3 separate regions of the Homo sapiens genome follow, and regions 1 and 3 are each linked to region 2. Evidence: chromatin contacts called from ENCODE Hi-C or POLR2A ChIA-PET data. All regions are on one chromosome and are shown on one strand. Each heading gives the region's core, a stretch centred on a gene start or an enhancer-like site at or near the end of the contact. The rest is flanking DNA. Distances are from core to core; before and after follow the strand shown. Region 1 overlaps LINC03002 (long intergenic non-protein coding RNA 3002). Region 2 overlaps CT69 (cancer/testis associated transcript 69). Region 3 has its middle 50 kb from the start of LINC03002.

What was found. A loop is a pair of places that touch in the nucleus more often than their neighbours do. ChIA-PET counts read pairs that join two places held with the same protein, here RNA polymerase II (POLR2A). Pooled maps may share reads with other maps.
Region 1: a map of psoas muscle shows a loop between it and region 2 (2.1-fold over the local background). The contact joins two enhancer-like sites. A Hi-C loop is called at or near these places in 2 of 168 maps with a recorded cell type or tissue (astrocyte of the cerebellum and psoas muscle) and 3 of 50 pooled maps. POLR2A ChIA-PET finds 5 or more read pairs at or near these places in 6 of 52 experiments (A549, GM12878, MCF 10A and 3 more).
Region 3: POLR2A ChIA-PET joins it to region 2 with 12 read pairs in MCF 10A. The contact joins two enhancer-like sites. A Hi-C loop is called at or near these places in 1 of 50 pooled maps. POLR2A ChIA-PET finds 5 or more read pairs at or near these places in 2 of 52 experiments (MCF 10A and activated naive CD4-positive, alpha-beta T cell).

The regions. Positions count from the first base shown.
Region 1 is chr6:134,527,803-134,531,622 of GRCh38, forward strand. It overlaps LINC03002 (long intergenic non-protein coding RNA 3002), which reads right to left. Exons shown (of 3, transcript NR_125856.1): 2 at 3,036-3,262. Among named protein-coding and RNA genes, the nearest start is that of LINC03002, 10 kb to the right of the region's middle. Within about 2 kb of position 2,334, at least 5 of the 41 ENCODE cell types and tissues checked have a DNase peak (open chromatin) inside an H3K27ac peak, as active enhancers do.
Region 2 is chr6:134,463,154-134,466,909 of GRCh38, forward strand. The region is part of intron 2 of CT69 (cancer/testis associated transcript 69); the gene reads right to left. LINC01010 (long intergenic non-protein coding RNA 1010) reads left to right here. Exons shown (of 3, transcript NR_038217.1): 2 at 1,588-1,696. Among named protein-coding and RNA genes, the nearest start is that of CT69, 14 kb to the right of the region's middle. Within about 2 kb of position 1,683, at least 3 of the 41 ENCODE cell types and tissues checked have a DNase peak (open chromatin) inside an H3K27ac peak, as active enhancers do.
Region 3 is chr6:134,588,248-134,592,291 of GRCh38, forward strand. No RefSeq gene overlaps it. Among named protein-coding and RNA genes, the nearest start is that of LINC03002, 50 kb to the left of the region's middle. Within about 2 kb of position 1,409, at least 4 of the 41 ENCODE cell types and tissues checked have a DNase peak (open chromatin) inside an H3K27ac peak, as active enhancers do.

The DNA.
Region 1 (3,820 bases), core at 1,084-3,583, 65 kb after region 2:
GTTTCAATTCTGAATAATGAGCATACGTTTGCCTCTTGAGAACAACCTGAGTTGCAAAAACTCCTTTTTAAGCTTTTCTGCTCAAAGCAATCAACTCTATAAATTATACATCTCTTACTTGATATGCATTTTCTAATAGGTAGTCTAAAGCCATCCCGTATGAATACTCATTTTCACATTAAAGGTGGAAAAAACTTAAAAGCCTTTCTTTTTTTCTATTTTTTTTTTTTTTTTTGCCAAGAGGCAGATATTCTTCTTTTGAAAAGTCTGTTTATTCCTGGTGGGAAGTTTTATTTCTATCTTCAGAAACATCATTTTAAATTTGCGTAATCAGTTCAGCAAACTGCTTCTTATAGTGATAAATAAATATCAAATTAAACTTGCAATTAAAATTTACTAAAAATATAGGTTGCTATAATTTTGTTGGTGATAAAAGTACAGAAGTAGAAATGATTAATGATGATTACTAATTATGCAGCTGTGTTCAGAGCACACAAGTCTATGGAGCTATAGCTTTTTAGCTAAATAACGATGTTATTCCAGGAAAAACCTTTGTATATAATATCTAAATGCAACACATTTCCAGTCAGAACAAACACCCCCATTACCTCATAACGCTTAGCTTGACAAAGAGAACCAGAAAAATAGAATGCTAGAATAATCGTCTCATATCCTCTTTTGCTTATTGTAGTTTTTTTGTTGACTGTTAGATTAGAGTTTCTAAGAAAAAAATGCCATCAATATGAGAAATTATCTGGTATTAATAATAGTGAAGACAGGAGTAGCTTGTTAAAATTCTGGCTTCTTTCTTTCCTAAATTTTGTATATCCTGTCTTGGAATTTCATATTAAAAATAACTTACTGGTGCTGGGCGTGGTGGCTCATGCCTGTAATCCCAGCACTTTGGGAGGCTGAGGTGGGAGGATCGCGAGGTCAGCAGTTCGAGACCGGCCTGGCCAACGTGGTGAAACCCCATCTCTACTAAAAATACAAAAATTAGCCAGGAGTGGTGGCACCCACCTGTAATCCCAGCTACTCGGGAGGCTGAGGTAGGAGAATCGCTTGAACACGGGAGGCAGAGGTTGCAGTGAGCCAAGACCACACCACGGCACTCCAGCCTGGGACAGAGCGAGACTCTGTCTCAAAAAAAAAAAAAAAAAAAAAAAGTAAAAGTAACTTATTGGTAAGGCTAACAAAGTCACTAAAAAATAAAATCACTAAATAATTTTTTTTGTTTGTTTGTTTTTGGTTTTGTTTTATTTTGTTTTAGAGATGGAGTCTTCTGTCACCCAGGCTGGAGTGCAGTGGAGCAATTGTAGCTCACTGTAGCCTCAAACTCCTGGACTTAAGTGATCCTCCTGCCTCAGCCTCTCCAGATGCAAGTCACTGCACCCAGCAGCTTCCTAAATATTTGACTTGTAGACAGAAGACCTGGATTTGATCCTATCATCTATTACTTAAAATAAGAAAACCTACAAATTAGGTAGCCCTCAATTTTTTTAACCACATATTATTTTTGATTAGCACAAAAATCCCATTTTCCCTTCCCTCTTCTTCACTTGTGTAGAAAATCATTATTTTACAAAAAACAATCTTAGAGATAAAACAACAGAGACCTATAGAGGTTATGTGAAATTATAATATCTCAAACTCAGTTCTCTTATATTCTAGTCATGTGTTACTTTCAGTATGCAATCAACAAACAAAACTAGGCTGGGCATGACAGCTCATGCCTATAATCTAGCACTTTGAGAGGCTAAGGCAGAAGGATTGCTTGAGCCCAGGAGTTTGAGACCAGCCCAAGCAGCATAGCAAGACCCTGTCTCTAAAACTAAAACAAAAATAAACACACAAAAAGGAGACAGAGAAAGGCAGAGAGAAAAAGAGGAGAGACAAAGGGAGAAAAAGAAAAAAACAGAGAAAGGGAAGAAAGAAGAAAGATAAAAGAGGGTGTTGTTGTGAATGTTAAGTATGGCATTCCAAGTAGAGAAGAAAATGATAAAGTAGTAGAAAAAATATGGAAATTTGGAAAAAGTTGTCCTCAAACCAGAATAGCTACTGAGACTACCAAATTGTGGCTGTAATTTAGTGGATAATTAACATGAAAAATGTTGGATTAGGGAGATGCATACAATTTTCCTTCACAGAGGTGGCTTGGTGTGATGGAAAAGATAAAAAACAAACAAAAACTCGTCTAGAAATTCAATGCTTCTGTTGGAATTTGGTTCCACCTCTGAAGTGCAGGGTGACCTCGTCCATGTTGTGTAACTTATTTACTCTTCTTTCCTCATATGGGAAATGATGATAGAGTATCCATCAACCTACCCACATCACAGGGTTATCTGAGGAACTGATGATATCACTGTTGTATAAAAGCTTTTTGAAAGTTGTAAAGCACCAAAGCAACATGTAACATATGACCACAAGTAAACCACATGCTGTTCCTTCGCGTGGAAGTTGGAAAGTCAAATGCAAAAGTAAAATGGAGGAGATGGGTTACATCATTTTAAAGAAAAATGCAGCTGATCCCATTAACCACAGCCAGATTTTTAAGACCAACTTTGACATTTTTTGAGTGCTTAATCTTTTTTTTTTTTTTTTTTTGAGACGGAGTCTTGCTCTGTTACCCAGGCTGGAGTGGAGTGGCGTGATCTCAGTTCACTGCAAGCTCCGCCTCCCGGGTTCACGCCATTCTCCCGCCTCAGTCTCCCGAGTAGCTGGGACTACAGGCGCCTGCCACCGCGCCCGGCTAATTTTTTGTATTTTTAGTAGAGACAGGGTTTCACAGTGTTAGCCAGGATGGTCTCGATCTCTTGACCTCGTGATCCGCCCGCCTCAGCCTCCCAAAGTGCTGGGATTACAGGCGTGAGCCACCGTGCCCGGCCAGTGCTTAATCTTAAGCAACAGACCTTACGCAATTTTGTTTTAGTATCATGAACACAAGAATCTGTTTGTTTTTGTTTTTGTTTTGTTGTTGTTGTTGTTTTTGACAAAGTGGTTTGAAGAGGCATTGGGGAAGGAAGCAAGATACTCACAACTGAGGGGACCTCAGCCATTTGCCTCCTTATTTCAGAGCATTGTGAGATGACGGTAAGGAGGAGGGCTCACAAGGGGCTCGTGTCTGCCTCTCCGTCTGCCGCTGAGTGACGAAGAGCAAACTGCAGAGCTGGAGACACAGCAGTATCCCAGAGAACTGGCCTGATGGCTCCTCCTGGGCCACGCACCTCCTGTCAGAGCTGGCCAGTTAGCGTTGGCAGACAACCTAGTTAGGACAAGGACATAGAATCAGAGTGGCTGACACAAGAGAGCTCCTCACTGTGACAGCAACTCAAACTTCTGGGGCTCCAGAAAGGAAATAGATGTTTGGAAACAGATATGACAAAAGGCCTTTCCCTTCAACTGCTCAGCATGTGAGACTGAATTTTGGAAGATTAAAAAAAATAAAATAAAAAGAACCATTGTTCATCCCCTCAGGGCTCAGCAAGTGTTTTATCACATTTTTATGAAATATAGTCTTCGCCGCAGAGCTTTGTTTGCATGAGGGTGTGTCCCATCCATGGGTGGAAAATTTCCATAACTTTTTTCCATTCTGTTCTGTTCCTCCCTCTTTTGTACAGTTTTTCAGGGTCTCTGTCCATTGTGATTCTAACATGGACCAACCCTAAGGACCAATGTTATTTGCTATTTTAAAACTTGAAAGATCAAAATGGCAGGGGAAGAAATCAGAATCCTTTTAGTGCCAATTACTCGCCAAATGTCTGTATGAAGAGCCAACGTGACACCTTTCTTACTTAATTCATCCACCAGTGACATTTGTTAA
Region 2 (3,756 bases), core at 433-2,932:
CAAACCTAACCTTCACTAATGCACACCTGTGATTTGAAAGTGTTTGGGTGCTCTTAGAAGCCACCATTTATGTCTTCTCGTTTTACTTCTTCAATAATCCTATAAAGTGCAAGGAATAAGAATTGTCATTCCTGCCGGGCGCGGTGGCTCACGCCTGTAATCCCAGCACTTTGGGAGGCCGAGGCGGGCGGATCACGAGGTTAGGAGTTTGAGACCAGCCTGGCCAGCATGGTGAAACCCCATTTCTACTAAAAATACAAAAAATTAGCCGGGCATGGTGGCGCATGCCTGTAGTCCCAGCTACTCGGGAGGCTGAGGCAGGAGTATTGCTTGAACCCAGGAGGCAGAGGTTGCAGTGAGCCAAGATCGCGCCATTGTACTCCAGCCTGGGTGACAGAGAGAGATTCCGTCTGACAAAAAAAAAAAAAAAAAAAAAAAAAGAATTGTCATTCCCATTCTCCAGTCAAAGAAACTGACCTTGTAAGATGTCGAGTGACTTGCATGTGGTCAATTAGCAAGTAGAGAAGCTGGAACAAATAGAGGCGTATTATCTCTTTAAAACAAATCACACATATGCTTACACTCAAACATGGTGCACAGGCTTTGGAGTAAGATAGACCTGACTTCACATTTTTGTGTCTCATTCCTGTAGCTTTAAGCAAATTACCTACTTTTTCTGATCTTCATTTCCTTATCTGCAAGATGGTAAACAACATCTCTAGCGATTAAGAATTCCAAATGAGATAATGTTGGTGGTCCTGCTCCAGGGTGTGGTATATAGTAGATACTTAGTAAATAGAGCTCTATTGTCAGCAGAGGCTTATCCTTCTAAAGATTATTTATACTGTGACACAAAAAGGGTAAAAAAAAAAAAAAGGAAGAAAAAAAAAAACATTATTCAAATATGGAAGTAAAATGGAGTGTAAACGAGAGCCTAGAAAGGATGTTTCAGCTTGAAGTTCTGCGTCCATAAGGAATTTGAAATATTTTGATAACTTTCTGGTTTTAAAGACCAGATTAGGCTGGGCATGGTAGCTCACACCTTTAATCCCAGCACTGTATGAGGCTGAGCAAGGCAGGTTGATTGCTTGAGTCCAGGAGTTTGAGACCATGCTGGACAGCATGGCAAAACCCCATCTCTACCCAAAGACAAAATCAAAAATTAGCCAGGTGTGGGGACGTGTACCTGTAGTTGCAGCTACTTGGGAGGCTGTGGTGGGAGGATCCCTTGAACCCAGGAGGCCACGGCAGCAGTGAGCTGTGATGACTCCACTGCACTCCAGCCTGGGTGACAGAGTCATACCCCGTGTCCAAAACAAAAGAAGAGTGAGAATAAGAATAATAAGAAGAAAAAGACCAAATTAGTGGGCCTGGATGAACATGTTTTTCGAACCCCTGGAACATCCTAAACGTATTTCTTTCTATCTGTATTTGCCATTAAATGTCACAGAAAAATAATCTTTGCTTTTAAGCCCCTCATGAAGCTCAAGAAGACGAGAAAGTAGCCATTCCAAAGAAATTTTATTTCATTTATTTTATTCTATTTATTTATTTATTTTTCACATGGAGTCTCCCTCTGTTACCCAGGCTGGAGTGCAGTGGTGCACACGCCTCACACTGTGACACAGCGGGAGAGCCCAGAGCGACAGCTGTTGGAATGACTGCACTCTTCCTGCTCAAGTCTGACCTTTCCAAGGTAGGATTTGATTACAACTAGCAATATGGAATTACAAGCAGGGAGAGGTGCCGAGACCACAAGACATCAGGAGACTAAAATAGCAAGGTGGTGAGGCAATCTGCCTTTTATTCCCCTTTCAAGCTATGAGAAGTAGGCAAATGATGCGGCTGAACAATGCCTCCTTGACTTCAGGATATAAAAACTACTTTCATGAGCTTCAAGTCAGGGTAAGTGGGGAAAATGACAATAAAAGTAAATTTAAAAAACCACATTTAAACCCAGTCAACTTAGGATATTTTGTAGTACAAGCGCCAATCTATATGGTTCCTCTGAGATGCCCACATCGCAGGAAGCCTCAAATTTAACTACCAGAAATATTCTGAGAAAATAAAATAAGAAATTCTAAGCTTATAAACGCTTTTGTATGTGCTATTTTAGGTAGTTTTCAGTATGAGTCATTTATCTCCTCCCACAACCGAACTTCAATCATGTTTCAGCTTATTCTAATTAGTTTCTCATTATCTTTTAAATTATTATTTATTTCTGCATGTATTCCTTCCTCAATTTTTAAAAATGTATTATTAAATTTATTGTTGGTAACTCTTTTTCTCAGAAACTCTAAGTTTCAAGAATTTCTCTTATTGTTATTATTATGTTTTGAGACAGAGTCTTGCTCTGTCACCCATGCTGCAGTGCAGTGGTGCAATCTTGGCTCACTGCAACCTCCATGTCCCCAGTTCAAGCGATTCTCGTGCCTCAGCCTCCCGAATAGCTGAGATTACAGGCGTGTGCCAACACACCCAGCTAATTTTTCTATTTTTAGTAGAGACACGGTTTTGAACTCCCGGCCTCAAGTAATCCGCCCACCTTGGCCTCCCAAAGTGCTGGGATTACAGGCATGAGCCACTGTGCCTGGCCAAGAGTTTCCTATATGATGCAGTCATGCTCTGAAAAGGATAAGCAATAATCTAATATGCAATATACAATGCAATAATAATATATGCTTGTATATGTATAATATTTTATAACTACAAAGACTTTCACATATATTATCTCATTTAATCCTGAACACACAATAGCATCCAACCCTCCTCCTTTTCCTCCTGAGCACAGTGTTAAATGTTCCCTATGCAATGTCTCTAGAGATGAAAGAGTCAGGAGAGAAAGACATTAAGGAATATATTTGGATATATTAGGGGACCATGAAAGGTAGTTGAACCAACACTGCATAACCTAGGCATGAGCAGTCCCAGGAGGAGTGGCTTCTCTGCTGTTTATTTCTACTATCTGGTATTGGGCAAGTTAGAACCTCTTCAGACCTCTGTTTGCTCATAGGCAAAATTAACACATACCTGCCCTGACTCCCCGACAGAGCTACCATGAGAATCAAATTAGGTAACATGTGAGAAAATATTTTATAGTTTGCCAGATGCCAAATAAATATTTTTATGAACTTTCTTTCTGTACTTCACTCTTGTGGCATCAACATTTGTGGCATTAACCTAAACAGAAGCCTCAGTCAATTAAAGAATAGAAAAGATAAACATTTTTAGAACTGTAAAGCGTGTTCTAAGAGTTTCTTGGCCATTTGACTTTTCTTATAATCAAAACATAAAGCCATTCACCTGGCAGCTGGGTACCTGAATTATAATTTAGTAACAGTTGCGCTCAAGAGGAAACCAAGATCCTATAGGACCTTTCACAAATCAGGGTTCTTATTTTTTATTATTCTCAAAGTGAAGTCTGCAGACCACCTGCATCCAAATCCCATGGCATAATTATAAACATTTCTGATTGCTGCACCCTGCTTTTACCTACTGAATCAGAAGCTCCCAGAATATGGGCCCAGAAACAAACCTTTTTTTAGAAAACACACTAGCTGATACTTATGCTCACTAGTCCAAGAAACCCAGAACTTACTGGTTGAAATTTGCAAGTTGTAAGAGAACATTTGTTCTTCATTTCTTTCCAGCAGTAACAAGATTTCTCTATCAACATTCTATTAAAAACAGATATGAGCACGTATGTGAAATAAAAGCAGCACTCCACTTGTGTGCAAAATTTGACATCATTTTTTT
Region 3 (4,044 bases), core at 159-2,658, 120 kb after region 2:
CATGCTTTTAACCCATTAGCAGCTTCCAAGAAAATGATGCAGATGAAATGAACATAATCTATAATGCCTGGAAACACAAACAAACACATATGTATATAGCAGCTGAGGATTGCTTTGTTTTGGTAATATGATTACATATGTGTAAGAAAGAAATTATAGGGTCTAGGTCTATTCATTTGGTGCTTCAGTCCCCCATAGATGTAACACACACCAATTCAAATAGGTAGGCTTATGCATGCCCCCTGTATATAAAGCGTCTGTCTATCTTCACGTAATAAAGCAAATATAGACAAAGGCATTCTCTAAACCAAAGGAGTTTGGGCTGTTTGGAGATCCTGTTATTAGGTCACAGGAATAATTCAGGTTAAATTTTCACAGTCCCTCTATAAGTGAACCATTGAATACATAAAGCATTGAACACACAAGGGCTGTTGGCTTTGATGGTTGGCAAAGTCCACACACCCAGCTCTACCTTTCTTTGCACCACCCTACCCTGCTACATTTTCAAATCCACAGGCAATGTTGAGTGAAAGCTTACTCAACACTGCAGGCACCCCAGGAGTTATCCTGGTGAAATACATAAATGTTCTGTCCTTTCAGATACAGCAAGACTCTTTCAGATTTTAGTGGCTAAAATATAAAGTTTGTAGCCAGTCTTGGGGAAACCTCAACTTCAAACATGAGACAAAATTCAATTCAAGAATCTAGCTTTGCCAAGTTTCTCACTCTATCTGTTTGACATCTTGGTCTTGTCCTTCATCAGGCTTTACTTAAAAAGTAAAACTGAATAAAAATTGATTTCACAATCAACAAAACTTAGCCACTCTCCTGATGTGTTACTTAGCTTAAAAACAATTCTAATTCAGTTCTATAATATAATTATATAACTTAATTAGGTAATTCTACTTTTCAGGCAAAAGTATAACCTAATAAAATCTTCTCAAATTTTATACTCAACAAATCCATGAAGCACAAAAAGGGCCAAACATTTTCTATTACAAAAAAAAGAATAGTTTTTTAAGAATCCATTGAAGACTCCACAATTATACTTTTACATAAATTGACTAAAAATTTTTCCCCAAATCAGAAAGTCGAAATCCAAGAAACTATCAACAAATATACTTTAAAAGGAACAAATAAGTTACTATGCAAAAGAAGCAGAGACTATGTTCAAGAGAAGCATAAATATTCAAATATTTATTTTTTCAGATTTTGTTGGTCTGAATAGCTACTGAGTTTTATACTAATGTCTTTAAATCTGTTACTATGCATAACATTCTACTTGTGGCATGTTTTAAGACACTCTTTGGTCATGTTTTTGCACATTTATAAAATAACAAATTCAGTGTTATTACTCAACAAACTCATAACATAACTGATCTTGTAAAAACGTCATCACTGATGGGAAAGATCCATGCCTACGTTATGACTAAGGGAAGCAGCCCAGTAGCCTCCGGGAGCAAGCAGCTATATGCATCATCGGGTGCATTTGCAAGGTTGGAATTCAGAGCTTTTGCAACAGGCTTCATCCAGGAGGCAGGAAAATAGCATGGGTGTGACTTGGGAAAAGAGCTCCAAGTTAACTGTGGGAAGCCATGGGAAGCCGTGGGAAGGCCACTTGGTTCCCATCTTCTCCCTCTTTCCTGCACTATATCTAAACAAACCTTTTGACAACCGGTAAACTGGGAATTTTGACTGTAGGATCCACAGTTCTAAGATATTTAAAATCTTCCCCTTTTGCAAGGGAAATTATTCAGCTCTGAAAAATTTAGTAGGCTGTTTGGGGGCTGGGTTCCTAGGGAACTTAACTGTTTTAAATAATGCTCTTTGACCTCTAAGGAACAGAGACCCACTTTACTTCAGGGCAGGGCTTGGGTGTTACCTGAAAATATCCACACAGACCAGAATGGATCAGAAGGTCATAAGGCCCTAGATGTTCCCCAGTTTTAGGCCCTGGTCTCTCTCCTTTGATCTCTTTCATGTCCCCTGTCTCATGACCTCTCTGACTCAGTATCTCTCGGTGACATCACTTTCTTCTTCTTTTTTTTTTTTAACCTTTTATTTTAGGTGCAGGTTTGTTACGTAGACAAACTGTGTGTCTCGGGGGTTTGGTGTACAGATTATTTCGTCACCCAGGTAATAAGCTTAGTACCCGGCAGGTAGTTTTTGATCCTCGCCTTCCTCCCACCCTCCACCCTCAAGTAGGCCCCGGTGTTTGTTGTTCCCTTCTTTGTGAAAGACATTCTTTTCTGACCAGCTTTTTCTCTCTTTTCTATGCCACGTCATAACTTCATCTTGCACGTGGCTTTGGCTTACGTGAGCCTGTGGCAATTTGACAGCTCCAATAAAATTACTTCCTGGCAATTCATTCCTTGTTGTTGAGTCCAAATTGCCAAAGGAAAGACTCTGGTTGGCCCAGCTCATCTTTGTGTGCCAGCTCCTGAGTATGTGATGGCAAACCTATGTGCTGGCTGTCTTGAGGTCAGGCTTCTGAAATCTCTGTGCGTGTGTGGGGTGCAGCTCATGAGTTTACAGAGCAAAGACTACAGATGGAGCACACTCCCCAGAAAGGCCTGTGGCCGGGCCGAAAGTGGCCAGTATCTCTAGGAAACTTTATTTTTAATATGCTCTTGGCTCTTTATTAAAATATTCAGCTTTTCATTCAACACATTTTTATCAAGCAATCTCAATGAGTCAGATACAGGGGAGACATCAAAATTTGAGGGGCAGGCTGGGCACGATGGCTCATGCCTGTAATCCCAACAGTTTAGGAGGCTGAAGCAGGCTGATCACTTGAGGTCAGGAGTTCGAGACCAGACTGACCAACATGGTGAAACCCCGTCTCTACTAAAAATACAAAAATTAGCTGGGCATGGTGGCAGGCACCTGTAACCCCAGCTGCTCAGAGACGGAGGTAGGAAAATCGCTTGAACCCAGGAGGCAGAGGTTGCAGTGAGCCGAGACCACGCCACTGCACTCCAGCCTGGGCAGTCAGCCTAAGCAAGACTCCATCTCAAAAACAAACAAACAAACAAACAAACAAACAAACCAAAAAACAAATCGAGGGGCAAATGTGGCTTCTTAGAACAATTTCCCCGGTGACTCCCTGAGATGCAAGTCTTATCCCCCAACAGACTTGTGAAGGGTCAGGCATTTAACCCTCATCATTTGCAGGATGTTTTTGCTTGACAACGCTATGAAATTTATTTATTCTGTCAGAATGGAGGAAAGATGTTTTTAAATACATAATCTCCACCTCTACGTAAAAATCTGGCTTGTATCTTCACAGCACAAAATTCAACATTGGACACCCCCTCAATAGTTTTGGAGGATCTATATCACTTCAATTTCTGAAATGATTTAAATATGAACATATATTTATATATAAATAGAATCACACTAAGATATACATAAAAGCAAATACAGGTGCCAAGGCAGGAAAGGCGGAGGCAGATGGTGTATGGAGAGGAGAAAAGGGGATCCATGTGAAGAGTGATGCTTTCTTATTTAATAAATTCTGAGAGTCCCAGGTTAAAGTCTTGCCATGTTTGTTTGCTTGTTGCTTATTTATTTGGTTGCCATGTTTGTTTTGACTCTTTTTACTCTTGGCAGATACTCAAGCAGTGAAAGATCTGCTTAAGCAGCCCAAAAGCTGCATAAATGCTTTAAATACACCTGATAAATGCTAGCTACACCTGGATTTTTTACTGAAGCAGTGAAAAAGATCTTTCGCTGCCTCAACCAGGTGACCAAGGTCAACATCCACAGCGTAAGTCATGTTCATGGTGTGCAGCCTTGATAAATGGGGTAGCAACAACCCTTCACTTTGTGGTCTACCCTCCAAAGACCCAAAACCCCAGTCTAAACATGAGAAATACATCAGATAAATCCCTGCCGAGGATCATTCTAAAACACACCTGACCAATGCTCCTCAAAACAGCCAAGGTTATCAAAAGCAAGAAAAGTCTGAGAAACTCACAGCCATGAGGGCCCAAGGAGACACAACGACTAAATGTTAAGTATGGAATCTTAGATGCGATTCTG